Linked DNA regions of Homo sapiens: region 2 is linked to region 1. A link is an interaction called in ENCODE POLR2A ChIA-PET data of the cell type or tissue named here. Cell type or tissue: IMR-90. All regions are shown on one strand. Each heading gives the region's core, and the rest is flanking DNA. Links, peaks and the distances in the headings are about the cores only. Region 1 overlaps ZNF526 (zinc finger protein 526). Region 2 overlaps POU2F2 (POU class 2 homeobox 2).

The links. ChIA-PET counts read pairs that join two places held together with the same protein. Peaks named below come from ENCODE experiments on the same cell type or tissue, not always from the same donor. Only the 100,000 strongest peaks of a DNase experiment are listed, where the experiment ranks them.
Region 2: POLR2A ChIA-PET joins it to region 1 with 6 read pairs; 11 of 35 experiments call an interaction of 5 or more read pairs at or near these places.

What each region holds. Positions count from the first base shown.
Region 1 is chr19:42,224,864-42,229,242 of GRCh38, forward strand. It overlaps ZNF526 (zinc finger protein 526), which reads left to right. Exons shown (of 3, transcript NM_133444.3): 3 at 1-3,338. The coding sequence ends at 1,553. Among named protein-coding and RNA genes, the nearest start is that of ZNF526, 6.7 kb to the left of the region's middle. In IMR-90, for the core only: no CTCF peak of the experiment used is centred there; no DNase peak of the experiment used is centred there.
Region 2 is chr19:42,119,231-42,123,609 of GRCh38, forward strand. POU2F2 (POU class 2 homeobox 2) reads right to left here. Exons shown (of 15, transcript NM_001394376.1): 2 at 3,281-3,346; 3 at 3,114-3,148; 4 at 2,896-2,952. Among named protein-coding and RNA genes, the nearest start is that of POU2F2, 11 kb to the right of the region's middle. RefSeq lists a silencer at 2,770-2,849. In IMR-90, for the core only: no CTCF peak of the experiment used is centred there; a DNase peak (open chromatin) is centred at 2,671; H3K27ac peaks cover 1,302 bases.

The sequences.
Region 1 (4,379 bases), core at 211-4,210:
TGTGGGTGGCTCATCGAAAGGCCCAGCACCTTTCTGCTACGGTAGCTGAGCCACCAGTGCCACCTCCTTTGCCTCCCCCAACACCACTGCCTCCACCTTCTCCCCCATCCGAAGTCAAGATGGAGCCCTATGAGTGTCCTGAGTGCTCTACCCTCTGCGCCACCCCTGAGGAGTTCTTGGAGCATCAGGGCACCCACTTTGACTCCCTAGAGAAAGAGGAGCGCAATGGGTTGGAGGAGGAGGAAGAGGACGATGAGGAGGATGAAGAAGATGATGAAGAGATGGAGGATGAGGAGGCCATGGCAGAGGTCGGTGATGATGCTGTGGGAGGTGACGAGTCCACAGCTGGCTGGGCTCAGGGCTGCGGGGACTGTCCCCAGCACCAGCCCTCAGCAGGGGCTCGCCGGCAACACCGGCGGACGGCTCACAGCCCGGCATCTGCCACCCACCCCTTCCACTGCAGCCAGTGTCAGCGCAGTTTCAGCTCCGCCAACCGGCTGCAGGCTCATGGGCGGGCCCATGTTGGTGGCACACATGAGTGTACAACCTGCTCCAAGGTCTTCAAGAAAGCAGCATCGCTTGAGCAGCACTTGCGGCTGCATCGCGGGGAAGCCCGCTACCTCTGTGTAGACTGTGGCCGCGGCTTTGGCACAGAACTCACGTTGGTGGCTCACCGGCGGGCCCACACTGCCAACCCATTGCATCGCTGTCGTTGCGGCAAGACGTTCAGCAACATGACCAAGTTCCTCTACCACCGGCGCACTCACGCCGGCAAAAGCGGGGCACCTCCCACAGGAGCAACAGCTCCCCCAGCTCCAGCGGAGCCCACCCCTCCACCACCACCCCCTGCCCCACCTGCCCAGCTGCCCTGCCCACAGTGCTCCAAGTCCTTTGCCTCAGCTTCCCGGCTGTCCCGGCACCGGCGTGCAGTACACGGGCCCCCTGAACGGCGTCACCGCTGTGGGGTTTGTGGCAAGGGCTTCAAGAAGCTGATCCACGTGCGCAACCACCTGCGGACACACACGGGTGAGAGGCCCTTCCAGTGCCACTCATGTGGCAAGACCTTTGCTTCTTTGGCCAACCTCAGCCGCCACCAGCTGACCCATACGGGTGCACGTCCCTACCAATGCCTGGACTGTGGCAAGCGCTTCACACAGAGCTCCAACCTGCAGCAGCACCGGCGGTTGCACTTGCGGCCAGTCGCCTTTGCCCGCGCCCCCCGCCTCCCCATCACTGGTCTCTACAACAAGAGTCCCTACTACTGCGGGACTTGTGGCCGCTGGTTCCGCGCCATGGCGGGCTTGCGACTGCATCAGCGGGTCCATGCCCGAGCTCGGACTTTGACGCTACAGCCTCCCAGATCACCATCTCCTGCCCCACCCCCACCTCCAGAGCCTCAACAGACTATCATGTGCACAGAGCTGGGGGAGACCATCGCCATCATTGAGACATCCCAGCCACTGGCGCTTGAGGACACCCTGCAGCTGTGCCAGGCTGCACTGGGGGCCAGTGAAGCAGGCGGGCTCTTGCAGTTGGACACGGCCTTCGTGTGACGCAGCTGAAAAGCAACAACAAAAGGGTTTGGTTGCAACAGCCAGTGTGGGTACCTCTGGGGAGAGAGGACCTCCTCTGACAAACTGGTCTGGTACCCACCATGTGCCAGGATCCACCCTGGCCTCTTTTTACCCACTGACTCCCCAGAACAACCCTTCCAGGCTTCTCTTGTCATCTTTCTCTGCCTGAGGGGAAACTGAAGCTCTGAAATGCGATGTGATCTGTACCAGGTCACCCAGCTATGCTGCAAAGTGGGTTGGCCAAGGCCCTTTGCACTGCATCACCCTGGTGCCCAGCAACATCAGGTAACCTTCACTGAGCACCAAGCTTATGCCAGGTCTGTGCTGGCCACTCTCATATACCTCTTCAGATCCTCTGCTTGTACCCCCAGCCCTTGCCTTCCCTGGATTTTGGGCACCCAGGACTTTGCTCTGCCTGGTGGAGGGTACTTGATTTCTCTGGGCTTCCTTCATCTCAATTCTGACAGTGTGGAAGGAAATCTGTAGGTACCCAGGTCCTCAGCTCCAGACTGGGTGATGCTGGAGACCCAGGAGCAAGTCAGCACAGGCTCTGCCCACAGGAGGCATGCACAATCTGGTAGGAGAAACGCACAAGTACAGATAGCTTGCTCTCTGAGTGTGTCTCATTGATTCATTCAGCCTGTGTGTCCTAAAGCCTCCCTTCTCCCATACTGGGTGATGCTGGGGGCAGAGATGAGTCAGGCCTAAGGCTTCTCTGGGCTGTGATGGGGATGTGCAGGGACAGTGGGATCCCAGGAAACAGACCTCCATGGTGGGAGATCAGGAGTTAAGGACTTCCTAGAGAAGGTAGTCCCTGAAGGAAAAGTAGGAATCTGGCAGTGAAAGAGGAAAAGAACATTCCAGGCAGACAGCACTGCAAGAGGGTGAGCTCTTGGTGTATTTGGAGACCATCCAGTTATTCATCTGACTGCCTACCTGAGGCAAGCACCACACTTACCACTGTATGTGTACTATGATCCCAACAGGCTTGTGACATAGATTTCATATTATCCCTGTTGTATAGATTTTTAAAACTGGTGGCTGGGCGTGGTGGCTCACGCCTGTAATCCCAGCACTTTGGGAGGCCGAGGCGGGCAGATCACGAGGTCAGGAGATCGAGACCATCCTGGCTAACACGGTGAAACCCCGTCTCTACTAAAAATACAAAAAATTAGCCAGGAGTGGTGGCGGGCGCCTGTGGTGGCCAGCTACTCAGGAGGCTGAGGCAGGAGAATGGCGTGAACCCGGGAGGCGGAGCTTGCAGTGAGCCGAGATCGCGCCACTGCACTCCAGCCTGGGCGACAGAGTGAGACTCCCTCTCAAAAGAAAATAAAAATAAAAATAAACTGGCCAGGTGCGGTGGCTCACGCTTGCAATCCCAGTGCTTTGGGAGACTGAGGCAGGAGGATCACTTAAGGCCAGGAGTTCGAGACCAGCCTGGGCAACAGCAAGACCTCATCTCTACAAAACTTAAAAGTTAGCCAGGCCTGGTGGCACATGCCTGTAATCCGAGTGCTTTGGGAGGCTGAGGCAGGAGGATCACTCGAGCTCAAGAATTCAAGACCTGGGCAAGAGAGAGAGACTTTGTCTCTATTAAAAATAAAAATGATTGGCCGAGCATGGTGGTGCACACCAGTATTCCCAGCTACTCTGGAGGCTGAGGCGGAGGCAGGATTGCTTGATATGAGGGAGATTGAGGCTGCAGTGAGCTGTGTTCACACCACTGCACTCCAGTCTGGGCAACAGTGCAAGACCCTGTCACTTAAAAAAAAAAAAAAGGAAAAAAAAACTAAGGACAGAGATTTGCCCAAGGTTTCACAGCTAGGCAGAGATGTGAGATTTGAGTACGGGAGGCCCCTGCGGCCCACATTTGTAACCCATACTATTCTGAGTGATTAAGACCTGAAACTTGTGCAGGGGTAGGGGATCAGAGGAAGATTCATTCTAACTAGAGGAAAAGTAAACCAGTGTCAGAGCTATTGGGATTTGAAGGGGCTTCGAAACATCAAAGGTCTTGAGAGCAGGAAGATTCCCACCTTTTTCAGAGGTTACCTAGGATAATAGTCTTTCTCTCCATTGATTGATTGATTGATTGAGATGGAGTCTTGCTCTGTTGCCCAGGCTGGAGCACAGTGGTGCAGTCTCAGCTCACTGCAACCTCCACCTTCCAGGCTCAAGCGATTCTCCTGCCTCAGTCTCCCTAATAGCTGGGATTACAGGCCCCCACCACTGCACCCAGCTAATTTTTGTATTTTAGTAGAGACAGGGTTTTGCCACGTTGACCAGGCTGGTCTCAATCTCCTGACCTCAGGTGATCTGCCCGCCTTGGCCTCCCTAAGTGCTAGGATTACACGTGTGTGCCACTGAGCCTGGCCATAATAGTCTTTATCTCCCTAAGCACATGCAGGTGATTCCTGATAGGCTCCTCCCAGGCCCCTGCAGCCCAGGGTGCTCAGGCAGGGCAGGCAGAATGCAGTTGGGGATGGAATTGTCCAGGAGGGAGGCCTAGACTTTGGAAGGCCTTGAAAGCTGGCTGAGTAGTTCCAGGTTGGGGGAGGGTCGTAACTGGTGTTAGATCTGGGCTCAAAGTGGGGTGAGTGGGAAGCTAAAGATGGTCCAGCAGAAGACAGGGCTGGACCTGGGAAGGGGTCATGGGGTGGTAGAAGGGTGAGGGACACCTCACTGACTTCACGGCTGACCACGTGTGAGTAGCAGGGAGGAAGGCGTCCCCAGGATCCCAAGGTCTGCCCCTCGCCCAGAACAGCCATCCTCCCCCTTATCCATCAGCTTGCTCTGTATGTTCAT
Region 2 (4,379 bases), core at 207-4,206, 110 kb before region 1:
GGGCATTAAGGGCCTCTGGAAGGCTGGTCGTGCTCTGCTTCTTGATCTGGTGCTAGTGACATGGGTGTGCTAAGTTTCTGAAAGTTCACAGAGTCATACATTGAAGATCTATGTGTGTTTTTAATGTGTATCATATTTTAATACAAAGTTTTTTTAAAAATAGGCTGAGCGCGGTGGCTCGCCCCTTAATCCCAGCACTTTGGGAGCCAAGGTGGGAGGATCACTTGAGGTCTGGAGTTCGAGACCAGCCTGGCCAACATGGTGAAACCCCATCTCTACTAAAAATACAAAAATTAGCCAGGCATGGTGGCACACACCTGTAATCCCAGCTAATTGGGAGGCTAAGGCAAGAGAATCACCTGAAGCCGGGAGGTGGAGGTGCAGTGAGCCAAGATGGTGCCATCGCACTCCAGCCTGGGCGACAGAGCGAGACTCCGCCTCAAAAATCGCTTGAACCCAGGAGGTGGAGGTTGCAATGAGCCGAGATCATGCCATTGCACTCCAGCCCGGGTGACAGTGCGAGACTCCGTCTCAAAAAAAAAAAGTTTTAAAAAAATAATGTTGAATGCCATGGTGAGCACACTATTCCCTTTTCAGTGCTTTTTTCATTGTTTCTGGTTATCTTAAAGTCTCTGATTGGTGCTTGAATGTCTTTACCATCTCTCCAATACTAGCTAATCTCCACTTTTATTTTAATTTTTTTTTTGAGACAGGGTCTTGCTCTGTCACCCAAGCTGGAGTGCAGTGGCACCATCAGGACTCACTGCAGCCTCAACTTCCCAGACTCAAGCGATCCTCCTGCCTCTGTCTCAAGTAGCTGAGACTACAGGCATGCACACCCAGCTAATTTTTGTATTTTCTGTAGAGACAGGGTCTCACTATGTTGCCCAGGCTGGTCTTGAACTCCCGGGCTCAAGCGATCTACCCACCTTGGCCTCCCAAAGTGTTAGAACTACAGGCTTGAGCCACTGCATCTGGCCTAATCTCCTTTTTTTTTTTTTTTTGAGCTGGAGTCTTTCTCTGTTGCCCAGGCTGGAGTGCAGTGGTGCAATCTCGGCTCACTGCAACCTCTACCTCCTGGGCACAAGCAATTCTCCACAATGCCTCAGCCTCCCAAGTAGCTGGGATTACAGGCACTCACCACCATGCCCGGCTAATTTTTGTATTTTTAGTAGAGTCGAAGTTTCACCGTGTTGGCCAGGCTGGTCTCAAGCTCCTGACCTCAGGTGATCTGCCCGCTTTGTCTCCCAAACTGTTGGGAATACAGGCATGAGCCACCGCGCCCAGCCCTAATCTCCTTTTTTAATAAGCCTCTTTTTAATAAGCCTCTTTTTTAACAGGCCTCTGAGGTTTAGACCCTTCGGCACACAAGAGACTCTGGGTAAATTTTAATAATCATCATATTTATTTCCATGGCAAGTGATTCTGGTTTTCCATTTGTGAAATTTCCATTTAAAAAACATTTATTTAAAAAGCTGTCGAAAAGCAAGCCAGTTCATGAGTTGGTAATTGTTGAAGCTGATTGATGGGTATCTAGGGGCTTTATTTTCATTATAACCTTCTCTCTATTTCTGTATCCACTTCACATTTTCCATAATAAGGTGCTTTTTTAAAAAATTGAGCCAATTAACAAAATTATTATGTAAATAGTTGCGCACAGTGGTCTTATGCCTGAGACTGTGACAGAAGCACATGAATCACTTCAGTTAGGGAAAGACTGACACAGAAGAGATGGAGAGAAGTTGAGAGGCAAAGCCCAGAGAAACAGGGCGTACAGGGCGAGTTGTGGACAGAGCCCGAGGCCAGGAAGGGGAGGGAGAAACCTTCATTCCCTTGGTCCCACTGGCATCCCCAAAAGAAGGAAGCCTGCTGCCAGTTTGAGAACAGACTGCAAAGATCTGATTCAACTGAGGACAGGGTGGGGGCAATGGATACACGCTGTGCTCTGAGGGCTAAGGCAATAGCCAAACCTGCCATCAGAGGGTCAAGGAGGTCAAGATCGAGAGCCTGTCTCCCCTAGACCCCGTTCAAAGCGCTCAGCACAGAAGCAGGACATCTGCTCACAAAGCACTTTTATCCTCTCCTCTCATGGTAGCATGGGGGTACACCAGACATGGAGGCAACCACAGAGGCCATCCCATCCGACTGCCCCCTCCCCCCTGACCAATGATACTGAAGAGGAAACTGAGAGGCCCAGAGAGGGGAAGTGACTTTCCCATGGTCACAGAGCAAAGCTGTAGCAGGGTGGGGAGCAGTTCCCAGCCTCCCACCCCATCCCTCAGCCACCACTGGTCAGGGTCTGGAGTCCTGCTCACACCTTCTCTGCCCCCACCTCCAGTGCTACCTTCAAGCCTCTGGACCTGCCTGCTACCCCTGGACCAGGCTGGAGGGTGGAGACTGGAGCCCAGGCAACCCCAAGAAGCCCAGAATGCCAGGCACAGGGCCCCATCTGGATGTGGAATTTGCACTGCCTGGCTGCTTCCGGCCTCCCTGTCATTCTCTCCTGCATTCCTACAGCTATCCTCAACTGGTACCAGCCCCCCCACCCCCACCTCAGCTGGCCGCTAAATGTGTATATTGGGGGACAGGCGGTGGTGCAGGCCTCTGTTGGGTCAGGGAAGTTGGGATGGGGGCGGGCCTTTGGCTTCCTGTTGTTCATCGCCCTGGGGCTCTGGGGGGGATTTCCCTAGCCACCCCCACCCCCTAGGGAAGGGGAAGGAGCCTGCGTGAGTCACAGGCCTGGGGTGGGAGCCCAAGAGTGAGAAGGGGCGGGAGGAACCTCGTTACCAAGGTACCAAGGCTCAGTGCTCTCTCAGCCCTTGGACTGAGGCAGGCCTCCTGAGGACCCTCTTCCAAGCGCTGCCCACTTCCCTGGCTGTTCTGACAGGTGCTTACCTTTGTACTGGGGCCAGTTGGGGACACGGAGAATGGGGAGGTCTTATTTTGGGGGTTCTGCAAAGAGAAAGTAGGAGCAAGGGGATGGGAATAGTGCAGTGAAGCAGCTTCTGACCACCCCCGCTCCCTGCCCTCCTACCATAGGCGGCACAGAGCCCCCTCTGAACCCCTCTCCCCATTCCTTCCCACCCCCTCCCGCTTATCCACTCCCTCCTAACCTGATGATTAGTGTCTGGTCCATTTCTTTCGGTGTCTGCAAAGAGAGGGAAAGGATGTGTTGTCATCAGCCACCCCCACCACACCTGTCCCCTCCCAGCTCTCTTCCCATCTGTCCCACTTCCCCTGCCCACGGTGACCCCTGCCCCCCTGCTCCCTGCCCACCCACCTGTGTGCTCTGATGGGGAGTCCAGACCTTGCTTCTCGGCCTCCAGGGGCTTAGACATTCTTATTTCTGGGGACAGAGGAGGAATGGAAGTGGGGTGAAGGAGGGGAATCCAGGAGGGCTCTCGGGCCCCCATTCCACCACACTCCCCAAGCCTTTCCCCCAAATTCCCCCCTTACCCCCAGCCACCTTGGAAGTGTCTCTTCCCAAGAGACATGTCCTCCGTTCTGGGCCTCTGCCCTCCTCTGGCAAGATGAGACACAGCACTTAGGCCTTGGGGGATCTTGCCTTATCCTTTCACCTCTCCAGAAAGTAACACAGGGGTGTTACCCACAGTGCAGCAAAGGGCAGGGCAGGAGATGGAAGGTGGTCGTGAGAAGGTATCAGCTGCCCAGGAGGAGGCTGGTGACGTCCCAAAGGAGGGAGAGCAGCCTTGGGCCTCCTCCTGGGGCGGGCCGCCCAGGCTCCCGTCCTGCCCTACCAGGTTTCGGGTGAGACATGTTTTCCACTCTGAGTGGGGCCTCAGAGATGTGATGGGGCTGCAGCGTCCCCAAAGGAGGCAGTTGTCAGATCTCAGCATGTGTGATTCAGCCGCCCTCTGGCCCTCTTCCCACCCCACCACTTTCCCCATCCACATCTTACTCCCACCTGGACTTTCTTCCTATGTTTAGCACACCGGCCTAGCAGACCCAACCTCATCCTCTGTAACCTCAGCTCCATCTGGCTCTACCCCTGAGCTTGTCCTCCAATCTAAACCTGATCTGGGACTTCACGCTTGAGCCCCAGCTGCAGTCTCAAGTCCACCCCTGTAATACAACCCCATTCTATAGCTCCCTAGGCCCAGGAAATGAAAGGAGGTGGCCAAGGGAGGGTGGCAGGCAGCAAGCACATAAACCCACGGAGACAAATGCCTGTCCTCAAAGCGCTCTGATACTTTTCACAGAAAGGCGAGTGCTCACCAGTGCCAAGCATAGAGCTAGATATGACTCACAGCTCACATTAGCGGTTAGTGCTAATATTACCCCGTTTTACAGAGGAGGAAACTGAGGCTCCACGAAGGGATGTCACCTCCCCAAAAGCACAGCAAGACAGCAGATGTGCC